2 separate regions of the Homo sapiens genome follow, and region 2 is linked to region 1. The links are chromatin contacts, found by Hi-C or POLR2A ChIA-PET in ENCODE. All regions are on one chromosome and are shown on one strand. The core of a region is the stretch at or near the end of the contact, and the rest is flanking DNA. Distances in the headings are between cores, read along the strand shown. Region 1 overlaps SLC35E2B (solute carrier family 35 member E2B). Region 2 overlaps GNB1 (G protein subunit beta 1).

The links. Hi-C counts contacts between places; a loop is a spot of excess contacts on that map. ChIA-PET counts read pairs that join two places held with the same protein, here RNA polymerase II (POLR2A). Pooled maps may share reads with other maps.
Region 2: a loop to region 1 is called in a pooled map, with 2.8 times the contacts of the local background. The contact joins two enhancer-like sites. A Hi-C loop is called at or near these places in 2 of 37 single-sample maps with no recorded cell type and 2 of 50 pooled maps. POLR2A ChIA-PET finds 5 or more read pairs at or near these places in 1 of 52 experiments (A673).

Annotation. Positions count from the first base shown.
Region 1 is chr1:1,675,472-1,680,165 of GRCh38, forward strand. SLC35E2B (solute carrier family 35 member E2B) reads right to left here. Exons shown (of 10, transcript NM_001290264.2): 3 at 907-1,375; 4 at 593-728; 5 at 1-119. The coding sequence starts at 1,228. Among named protein-coding and RNA genes, the nearest start is that of SLC35E2B, 15 kb to the right of the region's middle. RefSeq lists an enhancer at 2,534-2,583. Within about 2 kb of position 3,425, at least 15 of the 41 ENCODE cell types and tissues checked have a DNase peak (open chromatin) inside an H3K27ac peak, as active enhancers do.
Region 2 is chr1:1,836,917-1,843,980 of GRCh38, forward strand. GNB1 (G protein subunit beta 1) reads right to left here. Exons shown (of 12, transcript NM_002074.5): 2 at 2,274-2,322. Among named protein-coding and RNA genes, the nearest start is that of GNB1, 51 kb to the right of the region's middle. RefSeq lists an enhancer at 4,606-4,665. Within about 2 kb of position 4,860, at least 3 of the 41 ENCODE cell types and tissues checked have a DNase peak (open chromatin) inside an H3K27ac peak, as active enhancers do.

The sequences.
Region 1 (4,694 bases), core at 2,175-4,674:
CCCCCAGAATCATCCGAGACATGATCACCGTGAAGATGGGGGCGGAGCTCTTCACCGTCTCAGCAAACGAAACCGCCACATTTTTCAGGCTGACCAAACCCAAAACCACAGTTGCAAACCTAAAAATGAGCCAAAAGCACCATCACCTTAGAACGAGTCTGTCTGCCTGCACCCACCGGGCAGGCTCTCCAAGGGGCTCGCTCGCTCGGTTGGCACGTCGGCCCCTCTCCGCCCACCTCCTCATCACCAACATGGTGCCTGGACCCGCTTCTGTGACGCTTTAGGTCGAGCCCCCAGGAAACGGCACTGCGTCCAATGGGAAGTGACTTCTGCCACCCCTTGAAAACGTCCCAGAGACAAGGAGGCACCCTGTCCTGAGACCACCAGCCCGGAAAGAAGCTGACTGAACACACGTGGCAGTGAGAGCCACGAAGCCACATTCATTTGGTGTCCTGAAATCTGGACAGCCCTGGTGCTTTTATAAAGTCTGCACTGAAAACTCACCAGCCAGCAGAGTCCCCGCTCTAGTAACGAGAGGGACTTTACATTTAAAGAAAAAGAGACACTCAACCAAAACCAGGAGATTCTTTACCTCATCAGACCCACAAACAGCATCGTCATAAGGAAGTTGGGTGGGTAGGAAAGCCGGGCCTTGTGCTGATACAAACAGCAAGGAACGAGGGTTTTCACACACCCGATAACCGTGGTGGACAGCATCTGCACCGCACCTGCGGGAGGGAGGGGGCCGAAGACAAGAGGGAGAATCACCCCTCCCATGCCTGCAGTGGGCTCCACCCCCGGCCTCCCATCCTGACCTGGGCTCCCCCGGCCCTCCCGGGTGGTTGCTGGCTGCTCCCTGTGGGGTGGCAGGTGGCCGGCTTCCACCCTGCCCGAGCCGCCGCCTACCTAGCATGCTGGGCTCGCCTCCCAGCAGGGACAGGATGTACTTGTTGAGGAAGAGCGTGCAGAAGCTGAAGAAGAACCACAGCGTGAGGTAGAGCAGCGCCCGCGAGCTCCACACACCCAAGTCTGACTCGATGACCGTGGTCTCCGTGATGGTGACGGTCAGTACGTTCTCATCTGTGCCGCCGTCGCTCTTGGCAAAAACAATCTTCTCACTTCGGTGACCAAACAGAGAGCCCCAGCTGAGAGGCGACCTGCCTTTCGGCTTCTCTTCGGAGCCAGGAACCAGCTCTTCCAGTGCTGGGGTTTTCACCGAGGACGACATGCTGAAGCCACAGCCACGAACGATTTTACCTCCAGGCTGGGCAGCATGGGTCACCGTGACCGCCCGGGGGTGGGGCCGCAGCAGGGACTCCGGGCGCCAGGAACGAGGCCACCAGGGCCTCTCCCAGGCAAAGCGCAGAAGCAGACGCTAAAATATTAAGAAAAGGAAACACATCACCCGTTTTGAACATTTAATGTCCTCAAAGGTTTCAACCACCAATTTAAAATCACTTTGAAAATGCAATTGGGCCGGGCACGGTGGCTCACACCTGTAATCCCAGCACTTTGGGAGGCCGAGGCAGGTGGATCACCTTAGGTCAGGAGTTCGAGACCACCCTGGCCAACATGACGAAACCCCGTCTCTACTAAAAATATAAAAACTAGCAGGGCATGGTGGCCGGCGCCTGTAATCCCAGCTACTCGGGAGGCTGAGGCAGAAGAATTGCTTGAACCCAGGAGACGGAGGTTGCAGTGAGCCGACATGATACCACTGCACTCCAGCCTCAGTGACAGAGTGAGACTCTGTCTCAAGAAAAGAAAAAAAGAAAATGCAATCGTTCACTGTCCAAAGATTTTTAGCAATTGAATCCCGTTTTTCTCTGCGCGTGTTGGCGGATCCTTGCTCTTGAGAGACGGTCTCCTGGCACACTTGACTGTCGTCCTGGCAGACCTGGGGCTGTGGGTCCTTCACGCCCTGCCTGGCAGCTGCACCTTCTCGATGGGCTTTGTGGCTGCCGCTGTCGGGTGCCCAGGACTAATTCCATGCTACTTTCTTTTTCCTTTTTTTTTTTTTTTTTGAGACGGAGTATTGCTCTGTCGCCCAGGCTGAAGTGCAGAGGCGTGATCTGGGCTCACTGCAAGCTCCGCCTCCCGGGTTCTCGCCATTCTCCTGCCTCAGGCTCCCGAGTAGCTGGGACGACAGGCGTCCGCCACCACGTCCGGCTAATTTTTTGTAATTTTTTTTTTTTTAGTAGAGACGGGTTTTCACCGTGTTAGCCAGGATGGTCTCGATCTCCTGACCTCGTGAACCGCCCACCTCGGCCTCCTAAAGTTCCATGCTACTTTCTAGACAGACTCCGTGGTATAAAACCACACTTACACCCGCTTCACGCTCAGGCGACTGTGGCTTCGGGGCGAGACACCCCCTCCCTTCCCACGAGCTCCAGGAAGGTCAGAACAGCCGTTTCCTCCTGAGGTCCAGTGGGAATCATCCCCCCAGCTGGGGCTTTGCACAGACGCCACTGTGACTCCGCAGCACCGAGACCCCACCTCCCCCAGGTCTCAATCCCAGCGCTCAGGCAGCCCGATTTCCTGTTTCTCACACCTGGGTTTCTCTTCCTGCTTCGGGGGAGGCTGTGCATCTGAAGGGGCGCCCATCCTGTCTCACCAAGGCGCTCTGGGAGCGTGTGGTGCCGGCCGTGCTGCCCGACCCAGTACCCCTCCTCGTCTCACTTCTCCCCCGGGAAACTGGGGTTCCCACCTCATTCGTGACCTCCTTCTGTGTTTATGTTTATGCACTTGCGTGCGTGCCATATGTATACATAAATATTCTGTGTTCACACTGAGGGACGCACGCCACCCCCTCCCCCATGAAGACCTCGCCTGGGTGCTCAGGCCGGCCTCTCCCCCAGCTCACCTGCCCAGCAGTGCTCAGAGGTGCCTGAAACTTGGCCTCCCCATACCCGGGAACAGGCGCTTCTGCCCTCTCCCCAGTGGCGGCAATGCCAGGGCCTCTGCAGCCTTCCTCTCTCTCCTCCCCTCCCCCTGCTGTGTGTGTCTGTGCACCCAGGTCTCCCCGTCTGCCCATCACACCGCCAGCTCAGTGCCACCCAGACGCTCCCAGGCCACCCATGTGTGCCCTGACCCCTCGGTGCACCAGGACAGCTGCCTCCAAGGGCACCCCAGGCCTCAGTGAGGAGAAGGCCGACCCCTCCACCAGTTCCCACAGCCTCGGAATAACAAAGGACTCATCCACTCCTCGGGCCACTGACAGTGCCAGATCTCCACAAAGACACCATTCCCTTCTTCCTGTTCAGCAGCACAGTCCCACTGCTTAGCCTGGGGTGACAACAAGCTGGGAGCTAAACCTCCATGGGCTGCAGCCTCCCTGGAGCTAGGACTGGCTGGGCCCTGAGCCAGGGAGCTAGGAGACTTTGTGCCAGTTTCCCGGACTGATGGGCCCTGGCTGGGGGTGGAGCAGCTACCTGGCTTTCCTGAGGTGAAAATCCAACAACAAAGGGTGCGGCAGAGCAAAAGGACAGAGCACTCGCGACAGGGCTCCGCAAGGCAGGGGTGGAGCTCATGGCAGGCGTGGATCTCACTCCCCACCTCACTAGGCCTCACGGCCCTTGACCTCTCCCTCCCACCTCGAAGGCTGCCCCCTGGCTGGGGACGCTGTCACAGCACCCGCTACACAGGCTCTGCCACCACCAGCGAGTTTCTAAAACCAAATTCATTTACATGGCAAGGAGGCCACGCTCAAGAAACCCCTCCAGGAGCAAGGAACAGCACGTGGGCTCGGGCGTGTGCAGACGACGCCAGTCACGTCCCACCTGACGTCGAGGCAAACCTGGAATTCAAAAGGCAAGCATCTCCCTCTTGCCAGAACAGTCTGTCCACTTAGCTTCCCTCTGAGAAACTCACAGCATCCCAGGCAAAACTGCTCCCCGCAATGAGGACCCCCATTCCCCTTCTCTGCTGACACTGTGCTCCAAGAAGCCTGTGGGACCCACACAAGCAGCCCAGTCCCCACCCTAATGTTTGCTCACAATTAGTGGAAACAAAAAAACAGAAATCACACTTCACTGACGCTGCCGTTCTCTGTACATCAAGAACTTAAGGTTCTGGGCCAGGCGCCGTGGCTCACACCTGGAATCCCAGCACTTTGGGAGGCCAAGGTGGGCGGATCACCTGAGCTCAGGAGTTCATGACCAGCCTGGCAAACACAGCAAAACCCCGTCTCTACTAAAAGTACAAAAAAAAAATCAGCCGGGTGTGGTGGCTGGCACCTGTAATCCCAGCTACTCGGGAGGCTGAGGCAGGAGAATCACTTGAACCTGGAAGGCAGAGCTTGCAGTGAGCTGAGATCGCGCCATTGCACCCCAGCCTGAGCAACAGAGCGAGACTCCCGTCAAAAAAAAAAAAAAAAAAAATGCTGGGCGCGATGGCTCACACCTGTAATCCCAGCACTTTGGGAGGCCGAGGAGGGTGGATCATGAGGTCAGGAGTTCAAGACCAGCCTGACCAACGTGGAGAAACCCCGTCTCTACTAAAAATACAAAATTAGCCGGGCGTAGTGGATGCCTGTAATCCCAGCTACTCAGGAGGCTGAGGCAGGAGAATCGCTTGAACCCGGGAGGCGGAGGTTGCGGTGAGCCGAGATCACACCGTTGTACTCCAGCCTGGGCAACAAGAGTGAAACTCCGTCTCAAAAAAAAAAAATTTTTTTTTAATGTAGCCGGGCATGG
Region 2 (7,064 bases), core at 3,610-6,109, 160 kb after region 1:
GAACAACTGGCTTCAAGCAATCCTCCTCCCAAAGTGCTGGGATTACAGGTGTTAGCCATAGTACCTAGCCAAAATTGAGTTTTGAGAGTTCTTACCTATTCTGGATACAAGTCATCTAAAAGACATTTGCTAATATTTTCTGCCAGACTATGGTTTGTCTTTCGTTCTCTGTTTTTTCTAAGGAGCAGAAGTTTTAAATTTTGAACAAATTCAATTTATAAATGTTTTCTTTTACGCATTCTATCTTTGATCTCACATCTAAAAACTGTTTGCTTAATTCAAAATCTCATTTTTTCTAATTTTACGTTTTATATTTAGGTATATGATCCATTGAGTTAATTTTTTTTTTTTTTTTTGAGACGGAGTCTCACTCTGTCACCCAGGCTGGAGTGCAGTAGCGTGATCTTGGCTCACTGCAAGCTCCGCCTCCTGGGTTCATGCCATTCTCCTGCCTTGGCCTCCTGAGTAGCTGGGACTTCAGGTGCCCATCACCACGCCTGGCTAATTTTTTGTATTTTCAGTAGAGACGGGGTTTCATCGTGTTAGCCAGGATGGTCTCGATCTCTTGACCTCGTGATCCACCCTCCTTGGCCTCCCAAAGTGCTGGGATTACAGGCGTGAGCCACCATGCCTGGCCTTTTTGTTTTTGTTTTTGTTTTTTTGACACGGAGTCTCACTCTGTCACCAGGCTGGAGCACAACGGTGCAATCTCAGCTCACTGCAACCTCTGCCTCCTGGGTTCAAGCGATTCCCCTGCCTCAACCTCCTGAGTAGCTGGACTACAGGGGCGTGCCACCACACGTGGCTAAATCTTTTCCTTTGTATTTTCGTAGAGACGGGGTTTCACCATGTTGGCCAGGATGGTCTCGATCTCCAGACCTGATGATCTGCCCACCTTGGCCTCCCAAAATGCTGGGATTACAGGTGAGCCACCTTGCCTGGCCTGAGTTAATTTCTGTACATGATGTCAAGTTCTCCTTTTGCGTAAGAATATCCAATTGACTAACCAGGCGTGGTGGCTCACGCCTGTAATCCCACAGCTTTGGGAGGCCAAGGCGGGTGGATCACCTGAGGTCAGGAGTTCGAGACCAGCCTGACCAACATGGTGAAACCCCGTCTCTACTAAAAATACAAAAATTAGCTGGGTGTGGTGGTGAGCGCCTGTAATCCCAGCTAATTGGGAGGCTGAGACAGGAGAATGGCTTGAACCTGGGAGGGGGAGGTTGCAGAGAGCTGAGATTGCACCACTGCACTTCGGCCTGGGCAACAGAGCAAGACTCTGTCTCAAAAGAAAAAAAAGAATATCCAATTGTTCCAGCCCCTAATTGCTATTCAATTTAATTTTGCTTTTTAATTTAAAATTATTTCAAACTTCAAAGAGTTGCAAGAATAATACAAAGAAACCATGTACCCTCCTCACCCAGACTCACTCACTACGAACATGGCTTCATTATTCCCACTTTATTCAAACAAAAAGGTTTTTGTTTTGTTTTGTTTTCCTGAATCATGTTCACCTTACTTTTTTTTCTTTTCTTTTTTTTTTTTTGAGACGGAGTCTCGCTCTGTCCCACAGGCTGGAGTGCAGTGGTATGATCTTGGCTCACTGCAAGCTCCGCCTCCTGGGTTCACATCATTCTCCTGACTCAGCCTCCAGAGTAGCTGGGACTACAGGCGCCCACCACCGCACCCGGCTAATTTTTTGTATTTTTAGTAGAGACAGGGTTTCACCGTGTTAGCCAGGATGGTCTCGATCTCCTGACCTCGTGATCCACCCAACCTGACCTCCCAAAGTGCTGGGATTACAGGCATCAGCCACCGCACCCGGCCATATATTGGTATTTCAACTAAGATCTGATTTGAAAAAAGGGCTCTCCTGCTTTCTAACGAAAAAAACTAGCGATGTACCACTCTGATTCAGAAGGTAAATCCTCATCACTGGGACCCTAAACCTTCTTGCTCAACACTAAATGGAAGCTTTTTTTGAGGATCAAATTGTTTTGAAAACCAACTTTGGCTTAAAAGAGATAGAAAAAAACTGTAACAAAAACCAGGGTATTGACCAGGCATGCTGGCGTATGTCTATAGCCTCAGCTACTCAGGATGCTGAGGTGAGAGAACCCCTTGACCCCAGGAGTTAGAATCCAGTCTGAGCAACATGGCAAAACACTGTCTCTTTAAAAAACCAACCCACCAGCTATTTATAAAAACAAACTCTGAAGAAATTTATATATTGTCTTTCTAAAACTGATGAGGATCAAATATATCAAAATTACCTTAATTCAGAAGGGCTTCTGGTCTGGTCTCCAATACATGTAAATTTGTCTGAAACAAACAGAAAAGGCTGTATTTGTATTGCACTCAGGTTGTGAATAAAATATTCTATTTTGCTAGTAGCTATATTTTATGCAACGACACATAAATTTGACCCTTCCCTATTACTATTTCTCCCCCAAAATTGCTTTATTTAGCAGTACTGTCATATTTTGTTTTTCAGCATGGGAACAAAATAAGAAATCAGATCTCAACTTCTTTAAGAATCCTTAGAAATGCCCCAGGGAAAATACCTTGAATTAAACTGAAAAGTATGGGCACAGAGGTTAGAATCCTATCACTAGAAAAATTACAGTAACAATTTAAAAACTAATGCAGGCCGGGCCCAGTGGCTAACCCCTGCAATCCCAGCACTTTGGGAAGCTGAGGCAGGCAAATCACCTGAGGTCAGGAATTGGAGACCAGCATGGTCAACATGGTGAAACCCCATCTCCACTAAAAATACAAAAAAAAAAAGTTAGCCAGGCATGGTGTCACAAGCCTGTAATCCCGGTTACTCAGGAGGCTTAGACAGGAGAATCGCTTAAATCCGGGAGGTGGAGGTTGCAGTGAACCGAGATCATTCCACTGCATTCCAGCCTAGGTGACAGAGCAAGAATCTGTCTCAAAACAAAAACACACAACAGTCTGGGCGCGGTGGCTCACATCTGTAATCCCAACACTTTGGGAGGCTGAGGTGGGCGCATAACCTGAGGTCAAGAGTTCGAGACCAGTCTGGCCAACGTGGCTAACTAAAAATTAAATGTTTTTAATTTTAATGTGTTTTAAGAACACATTATGTTCTTGGCAGCGAACTAAAAAAAAAAACGTTTCTACTAAAAATTAAAAAAATTAGCCAGGCGTGATGGCAGGCACCTGTAACCCCAGCTACCTGGGAGGCAGAGGCAGGAGAATCACTTGAACCCAGAAGGTGGAGGTTGTAGTGAGTGGAGATCACGCCACTACACTTCAGCCTGGGTGATAGAGCAAGACACCGTCTCGAAAAGAAAAAAAAAAAAAAGCTAGGTACCGTGGCTCCTGCCTGTAATCCCAGCACTTTGGGAGACCAAGTTGGGCGGATCACAAGGTAAAGAGTTCGAGACCAGCCTGGCCAATATGGTGAAACCTCATCTCTACTAAAAATACAAAAAATTCGCCGAGCGTAGTGGCAGGCACCTGTAGTCCCAGCTACTCAGGAAGCTGAGGCAGGAGAATTGCTTGAACACAGGAGGCGGAGATTGCAGTGAGCCGAGATCGTGCCGCTGCACTCCAGCCTGGGTGACAGTGCGAGACTCTGTCTCAAAACACACACGCACACACACACACAGACACAACACTAATACAATTCAACAAATTCTGAAGATTAATTTAATCCAGACTTTGCCTGTTTGGCATGACAGTGGAGAGCATTTCATCTGAATCTCAAGGAAGCCACTAAATAACTACTTTGTGAGTCCTGGCAAGTCTATGTTGGGACACTTCCAATCCCTCCCTCTGTCCCTCTCCTGCTGACACGGTCCCATCCAGTGCCTGGCCCTGGTGCCCAGGAAGGTGGCTTGAATGGTGACAGAGATCACAAGAGAGGTTTCTGACTCCTCTTGACATACTTCTGGTGGAATGAAAATATGTCCAATTCTAGATTTCTTCTGATTTCAGAACATTTATTGTATTTTTTTTATTTTTGAGACAGCAGTCTCGCTCTGTCACCAGGCTGGAGTGCAGTGGTATCATCTCAGTTCACTGGAACCTCCGACTCACTGGTTCGAGTGATTCTCCTGCCTCAGCCTCTTGAGTAGCTGCGATTATAGGCACATGCCACCACTCCCAGCCAATTTTTATATTTTTAGTAGAGACGGGTTTTCACCATATTGGTCAGTATGGTCTCGATCTCCTGACCTCGTGATCTGCCCACCTCGGCCTCCCAAAGTGCTGGGATTACAGGCGTGAGCCACTGCACATGGCCACATTTATTAATTTTTTGAGACAGATTCTCACTCTGTCACCCTGGCTGGAGTGCAGTGGCATGATCTTGGCTCACTGCAACCTCTGCATCCCAGGTTCCAGCGATTTTCCTGCCTCAGCCTCCTGAGTAGCTGGGATTACAGGCACACGCCATGCCTTTTATTATTTATTAGTAGAGATGGGGTTTCACTATGTTGGCCAGGCTGGTCTCAAACTCCTGACCTCAGGTAATCCGCCTGTTTCAGCCTCCGAAAGTGTTGGGATTACAGGCCTGAGCCACTGAGCCTGGCCTGATTTCAGAACATTTAAAGATGCTTCTGTAATCGCTCCCTCAAATTAAACTATGTGAAAAGACCACTTGTGGAGGCTTCACAGGTCACCACCTGCCTATTAATTCAGTGTCTTGTGAGTCTGCAAACTCACATGCACACATCTAGTCTGGAGTCAGTAGATGAATCAACAAACTGAAATATCTCCCAGTTGAACTGTGAATTCTAATTCATTTACTTAAAGTAGTTTCGTTTTGCAATTATGCTGCTTATGTACAAGCAAGCACGTACTTTTCCGGCAGTAAAAATGAGTGTGGAAGGAAAACAGTTTGGCAGTTCCTCAAAAAATTAAACACAGAATTACCCCATAACCCAGCAATTCTACTCCTAGGTATATTCCCAAAAGAACTGAAAGCAGGGATTCAATGCATGTACACATTATGTTCTTAGCAGCAGTACTCAGCAGCCAGAAGGTGGAGACAGCCCAAATACCCACTGAGCATGAATGGATGAATAAAATGTGGTCTATCCAAACAATTGAATATTATTCAGCTATAAAGATAAAGGAGGCCGAGCGTGGTGGCTCACGCCTGTAATCCCAGCACTTTGGGAAGGTGAGGCGGGTGGATCACCTGAGGTCAGGAGTTCAAGACCAACCTGGCCACCTCGTCTCTATTAAAAATACAAAAATTGCCAGGCACGGTGGCTCACGCCTGTAATCCCAGCACTCTGGGAGGCCAAGGCGGGCAGATCACAAGGTCAGCAGATTGAGACCATCCTGGCTAACACGGTGAAACCCCATCTCTACTAAAAATACAAAAAATTAGCCGGGCATGGTGGCGGGCGTCTGTAGTCCCAGCTACTCTGGAGGCTGAGGCAGGAGAATGCCATGAACCCAGGAGGTAGGGCTTGCAGTGAGCCAAGGTTGCACCCCTGCACTCCAGCCTGGGCGGGGTGACAGAGTGAGACTCCATCTCAAAAAAAAAAAAAAAAGAAGTCCTGGTCCTGTCTCTGCTAGAACACAGACAAACCTCACAAATATGCTAAGTGACAGATGCCATACACAAAAAGCCACATATATACAACCCCATTTACATGAAATATCCGGAACACACAAATCCAAAGAGACAGAATGCAGTGGTTGCCAGGGGCTGCATGTGTCTGCGTGTGCATGCACATGTGTGTGCAGTGGACAATTATTTAATGGGTACAGGGTTTCCTTTTGAGGTGATGAAAATGTCATGGAATTAGCTAGAGACGGTGGTTGCAACACATTGTAAATGTACTAAACGGCACCGAATCATTCACTTTAAAATGGTTTATGTTATGTGAATTTCACCTCAGAAAAAAAGTTGGGTGTGAAAAGGCACACAGGAGTAAACAGTGAATGATGCAAACTACCCCAGACTTCAGGAAGCGAAGCCTCGCTCCGGGGCAGGGTCCTATGAGCATACCCGAAAAGTGCCACCAAATCAAGTTTCAAAGCATGGGTCTCAACCTCAGCACAATGAACATTTTAGGCAGGGGTGTGTGTGTGTCCCCAGGAGGATATCTGGCAGCATGCCAGTAGTGCTCCTTTCCCCAGCTGTAACAGCCACCTGGCATCCCGAGAGGCAATACTGACCCCAGTTGAGAACTCTTCAACTGTCACAATTATCTCAACCACTAAATATAAATCTTTTCAAGTACTTTCCAGATCAAGGGACAGGTAGGAAGAGAAATACTACTAAAAAAAATTATACATAATCTGCTCTATTTTATCATTATTAATTATTTTTTTGAGACAGGGTCACCCTCTGTCAGCCAGTCTGGAGTACAGTGGCACAATCATGGCTCACTGCAGCTTCGACTTCCTGGGCTAAGGTGATCCTCCTGCCTCAGCCTCCTGAGTAGCTGGGACCACAGGTGTGTGCCACCATGCCCAGCTAATTAAAAAATATATATATATTTGTAGACATGGGGTCTTGCCATACTGCGCAGGCTGGTCTTTAACTCCTGGGCTCAAACGATCCTTGCAGGTCGGCCTTCCACGGTGCTGGGATTGCAGGCACAAGGCACCGCACCCAGCTGCTCTATTTTAATGCCTAGATTGCCCTGTGGCTCAAATCATGACTCAAGATTGGAGTAAGGATGCTAAAAGTGCTATCAAATCACCTTAGCCTGGATTCACATGGAGAGTTGTCTGGACCCATTTCTGGCTAAAAACAAGATGACCCAAATGTATGCTCTTTTTCTGACTATCCAGCTCATAGAACCCCACACTAAGGACAGGACTACCAGTCCCACAATAATGTAACCCTAAACCAGTAGCACTACCCTTAAAGAACATCAGGAGCTGGGCTCGCACCTCCCAGTGCTTTGGGAGGCCGAGGCGGGTGGATCACCTGAGGTCATGAGTTCGAGACCAGCCTGGCCAACATGGTGAAACCCTCTCCACTAAAAATACAAAAATTACTGGCCGGGTGCGGTGGCTCATTCCTGTAATCCGAGCACTTTGGGAGGCCGAGGCGGGCGGATCACGAG